Linked DNA regions of Homo sapiens: region 1 is linked to region 2. The links are chromatin contacts, found by Hi-C or POLR2A ChIA-PET in ENCODE. All regions are on one chromosome and are shown on one strand. The core of a region is the stretch at or near the end of the contact, and the rest is flanking DNA. Distances in the headings are between cores, read along the strand shown.

The links. Hi-C counts contacts between places; a loop is a spot of excess contacts on that map. ChIA-PET counts read pairs that join two places held with the same protein, here RNA polymerase II (POLR2A).
Region 1: a map of Calu3 shows a loop between it and region 2 (7-fold over the local background). The contact joins two enhancer-like sites. A Hi-C loop is called at or near these places in 6 of 168 maps with a recorded cell type or tissue (CD14-positive monocyte, CD4-positive, alpha-beta memory T cell, Caco-2 and 3 more). POLR2A ChIA-PET finds 5 or more read pairs at or near these places in 7 of 52 experiments (A549, AG04450, CD4-positive, alpha-beta T cell and 4 more).

Annotation. Positions count from the first base shown.
Region 1 is chr1:51,640,771-51,646,656 of GRCh38, forward strand. The region is part of intron 1 of OSBPL9 (oxysterol binding protein like 9); the gene reads left to right. Among named protein-coding and RNA genes, the nearest start is that of OSBPL9, 27 kb to the left of the region's middle. Within about 2 kb of position 3,993, at least 7 of the 41 ENCODE cell types and tissues checked have a DNase peak (open chromatin) inside an H3K27ac peak, as active enhancers do.
Region 2 is chr1:51,685,780-51,691,708 of GRCh38, forward strand. All of the region lies in intron 3 of OSBPL9 (oxysterol binding protein like 9), which reads left to right. Among named protein-coding and RNA genes, the nearest start is that of OSBPL9, 72 kb to the left of the region's middle. Within about 2 kb of position 4,577, at least 8 of the 41 ENCODE cell types and tissues checked have a DNase peak (open chromatin) inside an H3K27ac peak, as active enhancers do.

The sequences.
Region 1 (5,886 bases), core at 2,743-5,242, 46 kb before region 2:
AGGGTGGGAATAATAGTAATGTAAAGATAATTTTTTTTTTTTTTTGAAACAGGCTCTCACTCTGATGCCCAGACTGGAGTGCAGTGCATTGTAACCTCTAACTCCTGGGCTAACAGGATCCTTCCACCGCAGCCCCCTGAGTACCTAGGATTACAGGTGTGTGCCACCACACCTGGCTAATTAAAAAAAATTTTTTTTTTTAGAGATGGGTTCTCACTATGTTGCCCAGGCTGGTCTCCAACTCCTGGCCTGAAGTGATCCCCCTGCCTCAGCCTCCAAAATGCTGAAATTACAGGTGTGAGCCACTGTGCGTTGCCATATTAAAGCAGATTTAAGACTGACATTTAGCTAAATAGTTCTTAGTATGTTCTTAAAATTACTTTTTCCTAAGGATTTAAGAAATGGACCAAGCAGGCAGACCGCTGTGTGATTTGAGATTATTATGAGCTATTCTCTTGAGAATGCAGGTCATCTCATTGTTGGTCATTACCTTGCTCTGACTGGGGCCTCTTTTATAAGGGAATTAATCCCATTCATGAGGGCTCTGCCCTTGTGACCTAATCACTTCCCAAAGGCGCACCTCCTAATACCATCATCTTAGGGGTTGGGATTTCAACATATGAACTTTGTGGGGATGTAAACATTCAGTCCATTACAGTATGTATTCCTATAAATACATGTTTCTCACATTAAGTAAGCCATAGAAGGATATTTTCTAGAATAGTTTGTGAAATTAATTTTGGCAAGATAAGTTCTACTTTCTGATAGACTTATGTGACTCTTTCAGAAATTTCTTACCCTGGGAAAATAAAAATTGTTTCTGATTTTATTAATTTACTGATTTCCAGAAGGTTCTTTATTCTATAGCCAGCAAAAAGCTGCTTTTGGTTGCTTAACCCCATCCTAGATTACTTCTAGCAGGGCCTTACAAATGTGTTGATTATATCACCAACTATTTTGATAATGTAACAGTTGGAGGTTAGGATCTGTTTCTCAGCTTCCTGGGAGCACCGGGTCAATGCCGAGATAAATATCTGTTTAGATCTACAGAATAAATTGATTTTCACACTGACAGTATATCGAAGAGAATCTAGATATCCTAAGGTGTTTGCTGCCTAGATCTAGGCACACAGTATTGATTAGAATGTTTGGAATCAGCATTCCTTAGATGTTTCTTTACAGAAAAAGTACTGACTTTTAAAAAAGGTAAGTGTCAAGTGGTTATAAAGATGGTAGCTAGCGTAAAGGCCAAATGTTTTTTTTTCCTTTGAGGCAGGTTTAACAGACTTAGTAACACACTAAAATCTGTGAAGTTTAATTTGTCTTTGGGCAGCCGATTTTAATTTTCTGACCAACATAATCAGAATAAGAATAGAAGCTTCAAATTACTGGCTGTTGAGGCATAGTACATAAAATTGAGGGTTACGTTAATGAAAATTTAAATGGCTAGCTGTACTTACGTGTCTCCGTCCTATCATTTATTCAATATTTTTTGAGTTTCCTCTGTGTAATAGGTCAATATTCTCCTAGAATTTAAGGCTAATAGGGATGATGAAATTAAGTAATTTCAGAATTGTTTAATTACAGATTTATAAAGTACTTGGCAGGCTCTTAATTATTTATCTTTGTTAATTTTATCATGAATGCACACAAGGTATTCTGGATCAGAGACATTTCATAATAATAAATGTATTGGCCTGCTTTTGCCCTAGTCCTTACCCCTAGGATGATGCTATAAAAGCCAGGTCAATTGTCCTGCGTGAGTAGCCAGACACTCTGTAGGTGGGGGACAAGGAAAAATTATTTTTCTCTCCTATGAAGGGGAAATAGGCAACTGTCCCCCTCCCCTCATGAAATGGTCACTTAGGAAAGGTAATAAGCCTAAATCCTAACTCCAACCCTTTGGCATATCTGGAGTTTTATCTCTTTTTACATACAAATATCTAGGGAGATAGCTGTACCCCTTTTCTTAGCACCTTGGAAGCTTGGCCTAGGGAACTGCTCCAGGCTGTAACCTTTCAAACTTCTCTGGGAAATGAGAGAGGGTTTTATTATCCTTCCAGACCAGTTGAAAACAAAAGATCTAATCCTTATGGCATGCAGAAATGTTGCCAGGACCCTAGAGCTTTTTAGAAGAACATTGAGAAATCCATGGACATTTTATGTCTTAGTCTGTTTTCTGTTGCTATAACAGAATACCACAGACTAGATAATTTATAAAGGAAAGAAGTTTATTTTGGCTCATGGTTTTAGCAGCTGGAAGAGCATAGTGTCTTCTTGCTGCTTCATAACATGGTGGAGGGCATCACATGGTGAGAGAGGTAGAGCAAGAGAGGTGAGGGAAATTGCTTTTACGACAAAGTCACTCCATCAATAAAGAGCACACTCCTGTGATAGTGACATTAATCCATCAAGGAGGACAGAGTCCTCATTAATCTATTCATGAGGACGGAGGGATTAGGTTTCTAACACATGAACTTTTGGGGGATACACTCAAGCCCATAGGATTTTATTTTCCCACAGTATTATGGGAAAAAAAGGGTTTTATTATATCCTTGTTAGAAGTGAAGGGTTGGCTATCTGCTCTAGAGGTTCAGGTAAAGCTTCCCTCCTCAGGGAACTGAGGGTAAGTAGGAATTAGCCAGTAAAAAGAGTGAGGGTAGATGAGTAAAGGCACTTCAGGCAATGAGAACAATCCATGTAAAAGTCCTTAGGCAAGAAAGTGATTGGCTGGTTCAGGGAACTGAAAGATGAGTGTGGGTGGGGCCCAGGGATGATGGGGTATTTTGAGGTAGGCTGGAGCCAGGCCAAGCAGGGTCTCTAGAGAGAGCAAATTGATAAATGTGCATTTTATTTTAAGTGCAATGTAGAGCCATGAAGTACTTTTTTTTGCTTGCTTGCTTGTTTTGTTTTTTAATCGAAGAAGTAACCTGATCAGATTCATGTTTTGAAAAGACTCCTGGCTCCTGTGTGGAGAAAGGATTGGAGGAGAGGAAGAAGAGATAGAGAAGAATTAGAAGGTGATACAGGCTGGGTACGGTGGCTCACTCCTGTAGTCTCAGCACTTTGGGAGGCTGAGGTGGGTAGATCGCTTGAGCCCAGGCGTTTGAGGCAGCTTGGGCAACAAGGCGAAACCCCTTCTCTACAAGGAAAAAAAAAATTAGCTGGGTGTGGTGGCACATGCCTGTAGTCCCAGCTACTCTGGAGGCTGAGGTGGGAGGATCACTTGAGCCTAGGAGGCAGAGGTTACAGTGAGCCAAAATTGTGCCACTGCACTCCAGCCTGGGCAACAGAGTGAGACCTTGTCTAAAAAAAAAAAAAAAAAAAAAAAAAAAAGCAGGTGATACAATATTGGGATGTATTGTAGAGGGCTGGATTGGGGTGGTTGATGGTAGAGATGAGGTTAAATGAAAGGTTTTGAGAGTTTGTTTTTCTTTTTCCCTTATGACCTCATGAAAGAAGATTTGAGAGCTTTTATGAGACAGAAATGAGGGGACTTTGATTGATTGGATGGAAGAGAGACAGGATCACGAGTTAGTTTTATACATATTGAGTTTTGTTTTGTTTTGTTTTTGAGACGGAGTCTTGCGCTGTTGCCCAGGCTGGAGTGTAGTGGCGCAATCTCGGCTCACTGCAACCTCTGTCTCCCAGGTTCAAGCAATTCTAGCTGCCTCAGCCTCCCTAGTAGCTGGGATTACAGGCGTGTGCCACCACACCCGGCTAATTTTTGTACTTTTAGTAGAGACAGGGTTTCACCATGTTGGCCAGGCTGGTCTTGAACTCCCGACCTCATGTGATCTGTCCGCCTCAGCCTCCCAAAGTGCTGGGATTATAGAGGTGAGCCACCGCGCCCAGCCCATGTTGAGTTTTAAATGCCTTTGAGAAAGCCAGGTGGAGATGTGCTGAGGGAGAGAGTGGAGAAAATGTGAAATAGCCCTTGCCGAGAATGGGAGAGCAAGTCTACTGATGAATCATTTCCTGCTCTTCCCTCTGCCTGGGACTTTGCCCGCAGATTCTTCACTTTACTCGGTCCTCTAATTCAAATCTCAGTTCTTGTATCAACTCCTTGAAGAGCTTTTTCAAGCTACTTAAGTTAAAATAGAACCTCCTTTCCCAACAATAACTTTCTGATCATCACTGCTCTAATTTAAATGTGTCCCCCAGCATTCATGTGTTGGAAACTTAACTGCAACACTGCAACAGTGTTGGGAAGTGGGGGCTAATGGAAAGTGTTTAGGCAGTCCCCTTGTAAACAGATCAACGCCATCACAAAAAGGGCTCGCTCACTTGTACTCTTTGCCTTTCCACCCTCTGCTCTGCGATAAATAGGGCTCTCACCAGATGCTGGTGCTTGGATCTTGGAATTCCCAGCCCCTTAAAACTTGAGAAAATAAATTTCTGTTATAAATTATGCAGTCTCTGGTATTCTGTTATAGTAGCACAAGATGCACTAAGACAATCACCTTCCTTTATTTTCTTAACACTTATCACCAGCTGAAACTATCTTCTTAACTTGATTTTCTTAGGCAAAATATCTACTCACATCCTTTGCCCATTTTTAAATTGGGTTGTCTTTTTATTGTTGAGTTGTGCGAGTTCTGTATATATTCTCGATACTATACCCCTACCCAGATATATATGATTTGCAAATATTTTCTCTCATTCTTTGGTTTGTCTTTTCACTTTCTTGGTAGTGTTTTTTGTTTGTTTGGTTGGTTTTTTTTTTAAGACAGGGTCTCATTCTGTTGCCCAGGCTATGGTGCAGTGGCATGATTATAGCTCATCATAACCTCAAACTCCTGGGCTCAAGGGATCCTCCTGCCTTAGTGTGATAGTGTTCTTTAAGGACAAATGTTTTTAATTTTGATGATGCCCAGTTTATTAATATTTCTTTTATTGCTTGTGCTTTTGGTATCATGTAACCATTGCTGATTCCAAGGTCACAAAGATTTATACCTACGTTTTTACCTAAGAACTTAATAGTTTTACCCTTTAAATTTAGGTCTTGGATCCATTTTGAGTTAACTTTTTTTTATGGCATAGGGTAGGTATCCAGCTTCATTCTTTTACATATGGTTTAATCATCATTTGTTGGAAAGACTATTCCCTATTGGATAGTCTTGGCACTCTTGTAAAAAAAAATCACTTGATTATGTATGTATGGGTTTATTTCTATACTTGCAATTCTATTCCATTGATCCTATGCATATCCTAATGTCAGTACCACACTGTCTATTATTACTGTGGTTTTGTGTTGCATTTTGGAATTGAGAAGTGTGAGTCCTCCAATGTTGTTCTTTTTTTGAAGTTTGTTCTGGCTATTCTGGGTCCCTTGCAAAACCACTGAATTTTAGCATCAGCTTATCAATTTCTACAACAGAAAAGGGGAGTTAGGATTTTGATAGGTATTATATTGAATCTGTAAATCAATTTAGGGAGTACTGCCATCTTAACAACATTAAGTCTTTCAATCTAAGAGCATGAGGTATCTTTCTATTTATTTAGGTCTTCTTTAATTTCCTTGTGTTGTTTTGTAGTTTTCAGTGTACAAGTCTTATGCTTCTTTTATTAAATTTATTAATAAGTATTTTACCTTTTGATGCTATTATAAATGGAATTGTTTTCTTAGTTATATCTCCAAATTTTTTAAATCTGAAAGTATAGAAATACAATTAATTTTTGTTATTGAATTTCTGTTTGAAACTTTGGTGAGCTCATTTATTAGCTCTAATAGTTTGTTTTTGGTGTGGATTCCTTAGGATTTTCTTTGTTGTTGTTGTTTTTTGTTTTTGAGACGGAGTTTTGCTCCATTGCCCAGGCTGGAGTGCAGTGGCACAATCTCGGCTCACTACAACCTCCTGGGTTCAAGCGATTCTCTAGCCTCAG
Region 2 (5,929 bases), core at 3,327-5,826:
CATGGTGCTTTCATTAATGTATTCCACATGTAACACTGATACAGCGTATAGATTAAAGTTAAATTTTATCATTAGATTTTCTTAATATTAAATTTGGGACCATAAGAGAGTTTGAATACCCAGGAAAAAAGAAATCGAGTTCAAATAAATATAAGAAAGTCTCTATCTTTGCCAGGGGACCTCTGCTTTAGGTAACTGCCCAGTGGGAGGAATCAGGGGATCAAATAAAAGAAAATTGAACTGGTCCTTGAATATGGATGATTTAAATCAAGTGGAGATGGGTGTCAGTGGGAATTTTTCTTGGAGGGGATGATTGTAAATTTTTTCTGGAGAAGATTATTATGATATAGAAGTGAGCCTCTGGTGCATAAAAATGGGGTGCAGAGGATGCAAATGCTTACTTCGGGTTCAGTTAACGTGCAGGGAGTATAATTCTCCTAGGTACCTCACACATACTTAAAAAGTAGGTATTTTTATTCTCATTTTATAGATAAGGAAACTGAGGCTTGTGTAAGTTTTTATTCCATGTCACACATGTAGGAAGTGGCAGAGCCTGGATTCAAACCTATGCTCTTTTCATCACATGGTGCTGCTTGTTCATGCCTTTCCTTCCTTGTTACTCTTGGCTATACTCATGTCTGTCTCTTTTACCATGGCTTAACCTCTTTGCAGCTCTAGCTTCACTGCTGTTCTCTCTCCTAAACAGCATAGCATCCTTCCTACACTGACTGTATTAGCAATGTTTTCATGCTGTCAGGTGGTTTTGGTTGTCACGTTTCTCCTGTGCTTAGTGTATATCCATGTTGATGCTTGTCACTGGGCAGGGACCCAGCTGAGGCAAAGGAACTGGGGCATTGGTTGGAAAAGATGGGCTTGAGTCATGGCATGAGGCATAAGATGATCAAGTCTGTTACCAGGTGTGTGGGAGGTTTGGAAACCTGGCCAGAGAAAGGCCTAGGGATGCTCCCCGTATGGATTTAAGGGTCAGGGAGTCAAACATTAACCTGTACCCAATTTAATTTTAATCCTGTTCTAACACACAGTTCTCTTACTGTGTCAACTGAGGGAGTATTCCCAGATTGTTGAAGGAAACAAACCAATATGTTTTCTCATATTTACTCCTTCTTTGCAGAAGTCCTGCTTTCCAAAGAAGACTGAATGTAGAGCATGAGGTTACCAGTAAAATAAGGATGCCAATGCTGACTCTATAAGTGTTGTGAGATTAGAGAAATGCATATAAATACTCAACATGGTGCCTGGCAAATAGCAGGGCTCGAAACACCTTAGCTGCTGCTGTTACTCTGTATGAATTTACTTGTGATAATGCTGCTGCTGTTTCTGGGATTCCCCATTTCTCCTTTTTCTAGTCTAGGGTTTGGCTTAGTGATAACCCAAAATTGAAAATCCCACACACTGAGGATGGCACAAGGGATACAGAACTGATGGAGTGCTATTCAGGGGGTCTCAGTTTGATAGGAGGAATGACTGATGAGCATAGCAGCTGGTACAGCAGGAACTGTACCAAAGGCTTAAGTACATCTTCTCATTTAATTCTTTTAACAACCCAAAAGATAACTATAAGGAAACTTAAGCACAGGATGCAAAATAACTTATGCATAGTATGTAATTTGGAACAAATAATTACAGTACAACATAAGTGCCATAGAGACCTATGGAAATGTTGAAGAGAAAACTAGTAGAGGCAAGGAAAAGCTTCACAGAAGAGATAATGTTTGATGTGGGTTTTGAAGGATGAAATAGAGGTGGAGATTGGCAAGGCTGGAAGTGGAAAGAAGGATCACTTAGCAACCTGCAGAGAAAGGGGCAGCACATTCTAAGCAAAGGGAACCGTGTATGCACAAGCTTGGAAGTGTGGAAAAGGATGACCTGTTTGAGAAATGTAAGAAGTGTCCTATATTTTAGAATACACGGGAGGTGAGGAGAAGGAGGCTTGAGTTGAGCTGGAACTAGATAGATCATCAAAGATCTCATACACCAGAATGATAGGTTAAAACACCTTTTCTGTAAATTAGGAAAGGGCAATTTTAGTCAGGGAAGCCTCCTCGTCACATTTGTGGCTCAGAGGGAACACTAGGAACCAGAGTGAAGAGAAGTGAGATTGGAGACAAGGAGCCTAGTGTGGAGCTTACTGCAGAGGCTCTGGTGAGAGATGGTGAAGGTTTGAACCAAGGCAGTAACGGTGGTTGCTTTTACTTACACAGGGTACATCCTGATTGTCAATGGATGGACTATGAATGGAACATGACTATTCGAAGTATAAAAATTGACGCTTGACCATGTTCTCTCTGTGGGAGTTTTTAGGTAGCTTACAAAACTTTTGAGGAATTTACATTTTCAACTAATGAGATAAATCAGGGTAATGCCATAAATGCAATGTGCAGTTGAATTTTAGCAATGTGGACAGGTTGGTTCATGGTAGAGAGAAGTGAATCTGAGCCATAGCCTATCTGAAAAGAAATACCTTTTCTAGCTTTATATATAGAAACTAGAACTAAGTTTAACATTGTTGTCTAATATATATTTTTTGGCATGTCATCAAGAATTTCTTGGGCCAGGCATGGTAGCCTATGCCTGTAATCTCAATACTATGGGAGTTTGAGTCAGGAGGATTGCTCAAGCCCAGGAGTTCAAGACCAGCCTAAGCAAAGAGGCGAGATCCTTTTGAAATTACCAGGGCATGGTGTTATGCATCTATAATCCTAGCTACTTGGGAGGCTGAGGTGGGAGGATCACTTGAATCTAGGAGTTCGAGGCTGCTGTGAGCTATGATTGTGTCAGTGCACACCAGCCTGGGCAACAGAGCAAGATCCTGTCTCTAAAAAATAAAAATAAACTAAAAAAATTTTTTAAAAGAATTTTAAAAAAGTTTTTACATTTTGTACTTAATGAATTTGATTTAAGCATAGTGATTTGGTATAAATCATTGTAAGTCCTAAATGTAGGGAGGGCTGAATCAGTGACATTTTACTATATATAGATTGTGTTTTATGAGATGGAGTTAAAGCTTGTGGAGTGTACTTGGATTATGTCTGAGTTTATATTGCAGCCTTGGTCTAGGACTATATGCTCTCTGAAAGAAAGGTGAAGATATTATATTAACAGCTTATGCTAAATATAGAGAAGGGAGGAAGTAGCTTACTGCTAGTTCTTTGCCCTGAGCAGAAGTCCTTGGAAAGCTACTGAGGGCAAAGAGTGAAGCCTTCAGAAAGGTTGTTTACCAGGAATATTATAAGATTATAATGCAGAAATACCTTCACTCTACCTTATACCCTGAAGAAATATTTGCATATTCTTTTTAAGTCTAAAGGGCTTCCTTACCTGCAATGTGTAAGGAATAACATCTGTTTTCAGAAAATTCTCTAAACATTTTATTTATAGTAACATAAATCAGTCATGGTAATTTCTTATAATGTGGTTCTGTTACTCTGTTAGGCCACATCTGTTTTGGCTTTGCTTGCCTTGGAAGCCAACAAAAGAATTCAGTAGCAAATTCTTTTTTCCTATAGATTTATATTTTTGGCCTTGCTTTAGTTTCTTTCCTGAATTTTCTAACAGGCATTTTTTTTTCTTTCTTTCCTTTCATTGACTTACTCAAAAGTTGAATGATGTGTAATATTCTTCCTTTCTGAAACTCTTAGCCTTGGTAATCAATGGGCAGGTATTTTTGAAGTTCTATATTTTCCCTCATGAATTGAGATTTAGCTTTAGCTTCTTCTAATTACCTCCTGTCATTCTTCTTTCTCTTTTCTTCCCCAGAATATGTTAAAGATATATTTTACATTTTGGCTTTCCCTGGAGAAGGAAGGTTAATATTCAATAAAACCTCTTTTAATAAGATTCTTGCAGAGGTCAAGTTTACCAAATTTCAGGATTAGTTGAGTCTGAGACTCTTCCAGCCCCAAATAAAATTTTGGTAACCTACCACCTCCTAATCTGATTTTCTTCCTGTTTTCTCTATGTTATAAAACAGCACTTCATTTACCCAATTAGCCAAATTTGAAGCCTTCTGTTTCCCTAAGTCTACATTCCCTACATTCCTCTCTGTATCTGATGAGTTACCATGTCCATTGGATTCCATCTTTTCTTTATCTCCTGTCAATGACATGACCCAGGTTCATTCTTTCTATAGCTTTTTAAGCTTCCTGTTCTCCCTTTTTCTGGATTCTTTTCTGCCAAAGCAACCTCCTTATTGACATTTGAGTGAATTCTCTAAAACCATCCTATTTCTAACATTTTTGTAGTCCTTTCGGTATTATATTAATGTATCTTAAAGATTAAAAACTCAAATCCTGATTTTTCTAGATTTCAAAATTAAGAAATAATGACCTAAGATTAGGCCTTCTCTGAAGCCTAGAGTTAAAATAGGAAATATTTACTGTAGGAGCTACATTTTTTAGGATATATTTACAGATAAATTTGGTGAGGCTTTCCATTGACTAGTAATAATTTAACTAAGAAGCATGTGATTTTAGAATGAACTGAAAAGAACCCATTAATCTACATTTGGTTTTCATTGTCTGCTTTGAGTGAATCACTGATACCTGGTTGCCCACTACAGTGCTGACTTTGTTCCAGAGACTCACAGCATTGCCTCATATTGTCGAAGTGGAAGTTGTGGGGGAGGAACACTTGTGTAAATATTTGCCTGCATTTTATCTGACAGTTTTGGAGACTTCAGCTAAAACTATTCATAAATTGTTGAAAGATCCAATTGTGGCAGCTTTAAAAGGATCATTAAGCAAAAATAAAGATTTCTTAGGAAATCTAATTTTAGTCTCTAAATATAATAATGGAACCCTGCACTGAATAATAAATTAGTGGATCATCATTCCTCATTCAGCAAATATTTATTGAGCACCTATATGGGTGGCATTATTCTAGGGGCTTGGGATACATCAATATATAAAACAGATAAAGATCCCTGCCTTTGTAGAGCTTATATTTCAGAAGCAGGAGGGAGAAATAAACATGAATAAGTATACAATCATGTGTTGCTTAATGATGGTGATCGGTTCTGGGAAATGCGTCATTAGACAGTTTCATCATTGTGCCAACATCACAGTGTGTACTTACACAAACCTAGATGGGATAGCCTAATGTACACCTAAGCTACATGAGATAGCCTATTGTTCCTAGGCTACAAGCCTGTAGAGTATTACTGAAGTAAATACTGTAGATAGTTGTAACACAATGATAAGTATCTGTGTATTTAAACATAGAAAAGATACAGTAAAAATATAGCATAAAAGATAAAAAATGGTATGCCTGTATAGGGCACTTACCATGAACGGAGCTTGCAGGATTGGAAGTTGCTCTGGGTGAGTCAGTAAGTGAGTGGTGAGTGAATGTGAAGGCCTTGGACATTACTGTGTACCACTGTAGATTTTATAAACACTGTACACTTAGGTTACACTAGATTTATTTAAAAATTTTTTCTTTCTTCAATAATAAACTAACCTTAGCTTGCTGTAACTTTTTTTTTTTTTTTTTTTTTTTTGAGATGGAGTCTCACTCTGTCGCCCAGGCTGGAGTGTGGTGGCATGATCTCGGCTCACTGCAACCTCTGACTCCTGGGTTCAAGCGATTCTCCTGCCTCAGCCTCTTGAGTAACTGGGATTACAGGCGAGCGCCACCATGCCCGGCTAGTTTTTGTATTTTTAGTAGACACGGGGTTTCACTAGCCTAATGTACACCTAAGGCTGGTCTCGAACGCCTGACCTTGTGATCCACCTGCCTCGGCCTCCCAAAGTGCTGGGATTACAGGCTTGAGCCACCGCACCCAGCCATTAGCTTGCTGTAACTTTTTTTACTGGATAAGCTTTTTAATTTTTTTAACTTCATGTCTCTTTTGTAATAATACTTAGCTTAAAACACAAACATATTGTATAGTTATAAAAATATTTTCTTT